Linked DNA regions of Homo sapiens: region 2 is linked to region 1. Evidence: chromatin contacts called from ENCODE Hi-C data. All regions are on one chromosome and are shown on one strand. Each heading gives the region's core, a stretch centred on a gene start or an enhancer-like site at or near the end of the contact. The rest is flanking DNA. Distances are from core to core; before and after follow the strand shown.

Region 1 (4,240 bases), core at 845-3,344:
CAAAATAAAAATTTTATGAAATGCCACAACTCCAATTATTGTTATTATTTTGAGACAGGGTCTCATTCTGTCAGCCAGGCTGGAGTGCAGCGGCACTATCTCAGCTCACTGCAAACTCTGCCTCCCGGGTTCAAGTGATTCTTTCACCTCAGCCTCCCGAATAGCTGGGGCCACAGGTGCGTGCCACCATGCCTAGCTAATTTTTGTATTTTTAGTGGAGATGAAGTTTTGCCATGTTGGCCAGGCTGGTCTCAAATTCCTGGCCTCAAGTGATCTGCCCCCCTCGGCTTCCCAAGATGCTGGGATTACAGGAGTCAGCCATTGTGCCCGGCCTCCAGTTATTTAATTATTCTTCATTTACAATTGCATTCTCATTGGTCAATTTGTTAAGACCTTTTTTTCAGTCTGACAAAAGAAGGAACAAACTCTTTTTCTCTCCATTAATGTTGAATAAAGTATCTATAAACTACATTTTCAATAATTAGAAGAGCTAAAATCATCACATTTGGGACCCTGGGATCTGCCTTCCCACTTCATTTTTTCTCTGTAATCAATGCAAAATTATTCAATTTAAAGGAATATGTAGCGGATCATTTTTGGAAATTTATTACTTTAGACCCTGAGACAAACCTTTTTTCATAAAAACCAATTAAAAGAGCTTCTCAGAATTTTTTTTAACCTTTTGCTTAAAAAATTGCTCTAGTAAAAAGTGCTATTTTTAACCTGTTGTTTGTGGTACAAAGTAGAAATATTTTCATAAATATTATTTGATCTCCAGCTTCTTATACTGAAATTCTGCTCTGACTGTAGGATCAAGTACACAGTAAGCACTCAATAAATACTTGCTTTGCTTTGATCATCTGAATGTAAAAGTATCTTTTATGTGGGGCTGAATTAGGTCTAGCCAACATTTAGACTAATTTTACCACGACTGTCTTCATAGTAATATTAGCGTGTTTTCACACAGTATAGTCATGAATATGGACCATGGGGAATCACTCAAGCCATTTTTTCTCACTTTTAGAGTAGTTTATAATGTGTTGATAGTATGTCTGGCTGGTTTGTTGGGAATAGGATGTACATGGCCAAATGTGGAAGCAAGGAGACAGGATAGGGGTCCTTGGAGTAATCCAGAATTTGAATCAAGCAGCTTGGGTCAAGGTGAGAGCAGCAGAGGTATAAGAAGTTCTTGTATTTTCAGTCTGTTCTGAAGCAGAGCTGATAGGATTTGCTGAGAGATTTATGTGGGATGTGACAGAGAGAGAGCCAAGTCCGTAGTAACTCTGAGACAGTGCCTCTTAACTGAAGGTGATTTTTCTCTCCCAGGAATATTTGACAACGTCTGGAGACAGTGTCTGGCTTGTCACAGTTGGGGAAGATACCACAGATATCTCGTGGGTAGAAGCCGGGGTGCAGTTAAATATCCTATGAAGCATATAATGCTGTTCTCTACAACAAAGAATTGTCTGACGTTGCTGAAGTTAAGAAACTCTGGACCAAGGTTTTTGGCCTGAACAGAGGAAAGAATGATGCTACCAGTAACAGAATGAGGGCGCTGCTAGTGCAGTATAGTTTGCAAAAAGGAAACCAGAGTTCTGTCTTTTTGAAGTGCCTATCAGATTTTCAAGGCCAATGTCAAATATTACAATATCATAAAGTAAAAATAAGATTAAAGTTTATCTGTTGTTAAATTAATGTTTAAATAATTCCTTTAGAAATTAAATTTCTATAAAATGGAAATTGTGTCTCAAAATATTCCTGTGTTATCTACAAGGCCTAACATAGCTTCTGGTATTTCAACATATATAAAAAAGTATGAATATAGCGGCCATATTAATGTTCTCCTCCCTAGTTCTATTACACTATTTGGAATGATATAATTTTAGTCTTAGAAATAGAAAATTATCTCCCTTCATTTTGATGAACACATTATATAATTAAAGTACACATAAGGGTTGTAATTACTATGTTTCCTAATATATTATAGTTCTTTCATCTCCTCAGTCTGCTTTTTGTGAAGAGGACTTTTTCAGGGTAGAAGAATGACTCAGTAATGAGAAAAAGGGGAAATTATGTTAAGTCTTTCTTCTTTTCATTCCTCCCCTATTCTGGATCCAGGGGTAGTACCACACACTTCCCCAAGCAGCATTTCTGATAACTTAGAATATCCTTATGAAGCCATCTCTAAAAAAATAATAGGTTTCTTTCCATTCGTTCTCTGAAATAGCCTCCTTTAAGTCTAGAGTGCCTGCAGCTGAACAAGCAGCTACCAGTGCAGTAGGACTTGTTGCTAGGGGGAGTTGCCCTTATCACTTCTCATCTAAACTCGGTGGGTTATGTGGAAAAAACGGCATGTGCTTAACTTCAGATTTTAAAGTCTTTTAACTTTGCAGTTGAGTGCCTTCAATTGAATTTCTTAATTAACTTTTAAGTTATGACTGTCTCTTATTCCCTCCTTACCTATATTGAAGGAGCCAATCAGTAAATACCTAAGTCCTGCCTGCCCGCCGTGAAGCAAGGAAAATGTACTTGCTAATGATTGAATTAATTCTCACACTTTAGTTAATATTGACCAATATTTCTTGGATTTTATTTCCAAAATGACTTTCTTTTTTTCTTGAAATACTGTTTTAAAAGTAGCTTTAAAATGTATCCTCCATGTAAGTATAACAAAACAGAGTGATTTATTCACAGCTACTTGTTTCAATAATGCAGATGTTCAGGGCTACAGTACTCAAATAGTGAGACTCAGGGAAGGGAGAGGAATTGGCTGAATTAATTTAAAAGAAAATCTGGCCGAGCACTGTGGATCACACCTGTAATCCCAGCACTTTGGGAGGCTGAGGCAGGTGGATCACGAGGTCAGGAGTTTGAGACCATCCTGGACAACATGGTGAAAGCCCATCTCTACTAAAAATGCAGAAATTAGCTGGGCATGGTGGCACATGCCTGTAATCCCAGCTACTCAGGAGGCTGAGGCAGGAGAATCCCTTGACCCAGGGAGTAGGAGGTTGCAGTGAGCTGAGATCGCGCCACAGCACTCTAGCCTGGTGACAGAGAGAGACTCCGTCTCAAAAAAAAAAAAAAAAAAAAAAATCTGTAGATGGGGATTGTTTAGAGAGCTGCTGGTAGACATAACCTTTCATTATTTTTAGAGTTTCAATTTGTAGCCGATTTGGTATTTTGAGACTTTCAGTTCATCTTCACTTACACCACTTTCATTAAAACTTCAGAAACAGAAATAGCCACAGGCAAACACTTTGAAGCATGCATCTTCCTTTTCTTATTTCTTACTAAGATATCTAAATTCAGACATTTGACCAGTAACATTGCAAAGATGATTCATATGTGTTACAAACTTAGAAAAGTCATTAGGAACATACTCAGATTTTGCTGTAAACATGTTTTGTTATAAAAGTGATGTGGGTGATTTTGCTTCTGCAGTTGAATGCAGTGAGTGGTTACTGTCAGAAACACAAAATACAGATTGTGACTGGTTAACAATCAGCCGATAAAAAAAGTAGCTTAGTTAACTGAAATTACATTAATTGGAGAATGAATCTAAGAAACCATAGAAGGAGCAGGACAACCCAATTTCCAGCATTATTCTGGTTTATCTTTTTCTCTGAGTGGTGAAAACAAAATACGTCGTAGGCTCAAATCTATTACAGTTTGTTTATTGTCAAGTCTTCATATGGTCCTCCATTATTTTGTTATTCTAGGCTTGCAAATTTTCAAAAACAATAAGGTATGTGAAAGTTTTATTTAAGTTAACAAATGTATAGCTTCTGCCTAACTTTTTTTTTTAATTATACTTTAAGTTTTAGGGTACATGTGCACATTGTGCAGGTTAGTTACATATGTATACATGTGCCATGCTGGTGTGCTGCACCCATTAACTGGTCATTTAGCATTAGGTATATCTCCTAATGCTATCCCTCCCCCCTTCCCCCACCCCACAACAGTCCCCAGAGTGTGATGTTCCCCTTCCTGTGTCCATGTGTTCTCATTGTTGAATTCCCACCTATGAGTGAGAGCATGCGGTGTTTGGTTTTTTGTCCTTGTGATAGTTTACTGAGAATGATGATTTCCAATTTCATCCATGTCCCTACAAAGGACATGAACTCATCATTTTTTATGGCTGCATAGAATTCCATGGTGTATATGTGCCACATTTTCTTAATCCAGTCTATCCTTATTGGACATTTGGGTTGGTTCCAAGTCTTTGCTATTGTGAATA
Region 2 (4,240 bases), core at 559-3,058, 100 kb before region 1:
TTGGCACTTCTTGGCTGCACACTGCAGCCCTGGGTGAGCTCAGGCTTTATGTTCCTTTCTAGCTGGGAGGCAGCAGGAGAAGGGACCTTGCCATGGGTAGGGACATGTGGAAGAGGGCCTTTCACTTGTCTCTCAGGTTTCCATATCAGAAAATGGCAGAGCCACTCCCAGTTGGGGCTATCAGCCTGGGGTGGGGTGGCTGCATTGTGGACTCAAGCCAGGGGGCCCTGCATATTGATGAGCAGAGAGGCCAGGTGGCTCATGGGGGGAAACTGACTGGCTTCTTCTTTTTAGGACAGCAGTGGCTGTCCTAAAGGAGGTGTGGTTAAATCACTGAGAGTCTTTGCTCCTTTTCCAGTCTGAGGGCAGCAAGGACAGTACCACTGCAATGGCAGTGGCAGAGGGGCTTTTGGTTGCCTCTGGAAGCTTCATCTCAAGAGAAACACAGAGCAACTGCTACTGGGAATGTTCAGCTGGTGGGTGGGGGTGACTGCAACTGCTGGCCCAAGCTTGGGGCCCGACTGGGTGAAGAGTGGGGGTTTGAGGGCTCACAGAGAGGAGAGCCTGAGCTTCTCTCTATATAATAACTGTGGTGTGCTAGAAGTATGAGTAAAACCCTCAGGTTCTTTATTTCTTCCCCAGACTGAGGGCATCAGGTACAGAGAGGCTGTTGGTTGCCTCTGGGATCACCTCCCCAGGGAAACACAAAGCCATTAGCAATGGGAATTCTCAGTTGCGGGTGGAGGAGCTCTTCAGTGATCTTGAGGCAAGACCCCTGCCTGGTGAAGAGTGGGGTGTGGGAGCTCGCTGGAAAGAGACTGGGCTCCTCTCCATATGATAGCTGCAGCTTGCTGGAGGTTTCAGCATAGCAACCAGGCCCTTTGTTCCTTCCCCAGCCCGAGGACAGTCAGGGCAGTACTGCTGCAACTGCAATGTCATACATGCTCTGGGTTGTCTCTGGGGTTTCCTCCTCAGAGAAATGCAGAGCCACCACTGACTAAAGTGTTCAGGTGGGGGCAGGTTAATCATATTGGGGGCCCAGGTCAACAGGCACTGCCGAGTGAAGGGTAGGGGAGGTGGGGACGCATGTGGAAAACAGTCTGGCTGCTTTTCTGTAAGGTGGCTGCACTGTGCTGGGCATCTCCATAGGTCTCCAACCACTCCACTCCCTCCTGAGCCTGAGGGCAATAGGAGCAAGGGCTGCAGGACAGCAAAAATGGTGCCCTGCCTCCCTCTAGGAGCTCTATCCCAGGAAAGTGTAGAGCTGCTACCATTCTGAGAGCCCAGGAGGGGGTCACTAAAGTCCCAGGTTTGGAGGCCCTGCCCAGTGAGCAGTAGCAGAGGTGGAGACCTATGTGGAACACAGTCTTGTCCCTTTTCCATAAGGCAGCTCTGCCGGGGGTCTGGGAGAGTCCCGAGTCACTGCACACCCTCTGGAGCCTGAGAGCAACAGGAGGGTGGGTTGCAGAGAAACAAAAATGGCAGGCTACCTCTCCCTCTGGGAGCTCTGTCCCAGGGAATTGCAGAGCTGCTCCCTGCCCAAGAACTCAGGTGGGGCTGGGGTGGCCTCACCAGCACCCCAGGCCAATGGGCCTTATCCTGCAAGGTGCAGTGGAGGCATGGCTTGCAGTCCATCACTGCTCAGCTGTGGATTTGGTTCCTTTCCTGCAGGCATGTGAGGGAGGCTGACCTTCCCCATTGCTGGACCTGCAGCCACTGGTGCCAGGGTGCCTGAGGATCCAAGGCTCCCAGGACTCCATGTGTGCTTGAGCAGGGCTCTGCCCAGACTCCCACGTAGTTCTCTGTGTTGGTCTGGAGGCCGCAGCAGGGGAGTTTGCGGGGATTTCCTGAGCAGAAGTGGTAGAAGTGTGGGTCCCTGAGGACTCTCACTTACTCACTGTTTCCCCAGTGTGGTGACTCCCCTGGCTCTGGGCCACTCCAGGTGGGCAGTTTTCCTGTCTCACTCTTCTCTGTTCTCTGTGGGTCATGCTGTTTCCCTGATGAATCCCAATGTGTTCACCTGGATGTTCCGGTTGAAGAGCTAGTGTCAACCCACCACTCTTTATTCTCTCCGTGAAAGCAGTGCACACTGGCTGCTGCTAGTCAGCCATCTTGGCCTCCATGTAGAAATATTTCTGTAATCATTTCCTAGCTTCCAGGTATCCTGGCATTTTCCCTGTGGATCTCCCAATTCCTCTGGTCACAGAAGACTACATATTCTTAGTGATGTCTTTTGATGAGCACATATTTTTTATCTTTAATGAAGTGTACATTATAATTTTTATGCTATTACTTTATCCTTTCTAAGTGAATCATTCCCTTTCCTCAGGTTACAAATGTATTTGGGTTCTCTCTCCATTCCTCTCTCACACCAGCTTGTCTCTGCATAGCGTCATTTTACAAATGGCTTTGCTAAAAGGGAAGATGAATGCCGCCAACCTCAGATGCTCATCCTTTCAGTGTCTTCCCTATCCTAAGGGAAGACTCTACTTGGCACTGTCTGAGTCACATGTCCATTTCCTGGGCCAGTCACTGTTGCTAGGGAGCTCAGGTTCTATGAGCAACTAAGTTCAAGCCCATCCCTTTAGCAAAGGGATGGTGGCATCAACGAGAAAAACATGGGATGAGGGAGAGGGGAGTCCTCAGAGACAGGCTCTTGGATACTTCAAATAACATATGTGCCACCAAACTTCTTAATTTTAAAAAATTATGTTTTATGTAGAAGATTTATTTCTCTTTCTCTAAACTGCTAATTAAATGTATTCAGGTGCAGTAAAGCTACATTTCTGTTTAGCATATCTAAAACTAAAGTGTGAAATAATCAGATATTTTGAAGTGCTAAAATATGTTCAAATTATATGTGAATAGCAGTACTTCATCAAAGATCACAGTTTAACACATCAAAGTCTACCATAATATGAATGATGCTATTATTTTCACTTTGACAAAAGTTTTTCCCTACCTTCCTCAGATTCTAAAAAAAAAAAAGTTGTGTTGTCCATACCTCCATATAAGAAACCACTGGGAGAGCAACTGTGGTTTAGTGATTAGCACAAGATTTATATACTTAGAAAGCCTAATCATTTTGCTAGGCTTTAGAGCAAGCCTGACGATGTTCCACCCACAGGATTAATTGACAAAAATGAGTGGTCCTTATTGGAAATCATTAAGTACCTCGGGGTTTTCATTTGAAGGAGAAAATTGGAGAGTTCATTGTAGACAAATGACTATCTCCATCAAAGTTACCCACTTGTAAAATATTTTCTTTGAAGTGTAGTTGAATAAATAGCTGGCCCCACTGAGGGGCTTGAAATGATAATGCAATCAACAACATTTGATTCTCCTAGGTCAGACTCACTAAAGGAACCTGATATTAAAAGTAGTGTTTCAGGAAAGCTTTCATCTTAGCTTAAAAATTATAGACATCAGGGAAAGTGCTGGAGGGGCTCTATAAATTATAGGCACAGCAGTTATTTCCCCATAATGAGGAAAGGACCCAGCTGACTTTCTCAGTGTCATACGGGCTTCAGCTTTCCTCTCTCAATTCTCTCTGCTATGTGCATAAAGCTCTCCTTCATTACTGCCATTGCTCTCCCATCCCTTGGGTATTATAATCCTATTACTTTTCAGATTTAGGTGTGGAAAACCTCTTAAAAATTAATAAATGAGTTCATTTTAATTGACAAATAAACATTATATACATTGGTCATGTACAACATCATGTTTGGAAATACACATACATTCTGGAATGGCTAAATTGAACAAATTAACATAAACATTACCTCACATCCTTATTTTTTGTGATGAGAACACTTGAGATCTACTCTTAGCAATGTTTAAGAACACAATACATTGTTATAGTCATGTTATACAATAGACCTCTTGAACATTTTCCTCCTGTCTAATTGGCATTTTGTATATTTGGACCAACATCTTCAGAAGCCTTCTGGGCCTCCCCAAATTTCTTTTCTTTGTGACAGTTTTTCAAAACAAAATCATATTAATAAACTATGGGTGAGGGAGTGGAGTACACACAAAAGCTTAAAAATTGAGATGTTTATAACATCATGTTTCTGATCCTATTTTGAGGGGTCTAGTCACAGATTCAATTAATAAATATAAAATAAGAGACATCCAACTTCTTTTCATCTTCCCTGCTTCAGGCTTGTTTTCTTTGTTTCTCTGTGGCCATATGATGAAATGATAGTTGCCGTCTTCACTTTCCATTAAAATAAGTTGA

What was found. A loop is a pair of places that touch in the nucleus more often than their neighbours do. Pooled maps may share reads with other maps.
Region 2: a loop to region 1 is called in a map of B cell, with 4 times the contacts of the local background. The contact joins two enhancer-like sites. A Hi-C loop is called at or near these places in 2 of 168 maps with a recorded cell type or tissue (B cell and endothelial cell of hepatic sinusoid), 16 of 37 single-sample maps with no recorded cell type and 5 of 50 pooled maps.

What each region holds. Positions count from the first base shown.
Region 1 is chr4:85,657,722-85,661,961 of GRCh38, forward strand. The region is part of intron 2 of ARHGAP24 (Rho GTPase activating protein 24); the gene reads left to right. LOC105377319 (a long non-coding RNA gene) reads left to right here. Exons shown (of 3, transcript XR_938955.4): 3 at 1,327-1,740. Among named protein-coding and RNA genes, the nearest start is that of MIR4451, 63 kb to the right of the region's middle. Within about 2 kb of position 2,095, at least 3 of the 41 ENCODE cell types and tissues checked have a DNase peak (open chromatin) inside an H3K27ac peak, as active enhancers do; they include B cell, where a contact is called at or near this core.
Region 2 is chr4:85,555,608-85,559,847 of GRCh38, forward strand. The region is part of intron 1 of ARHGAP24 (Rho GTPase activating protein 24); the gene reads left to right. Among named protein-coding and RNA genes, the nearest start is that of ARHGAP24, 83 kb to the left of the region's middle. RefSeq lists an enhancer at 1,709-2,108. Within about 2 kb of position 1,809, at least 2 of the 41 ENCODE cell types and tissues checked have a DNase peak (open chromatin) inside an H3K27ac peak, as active enhancers do; they include B cell, where a contact is called at or near this core.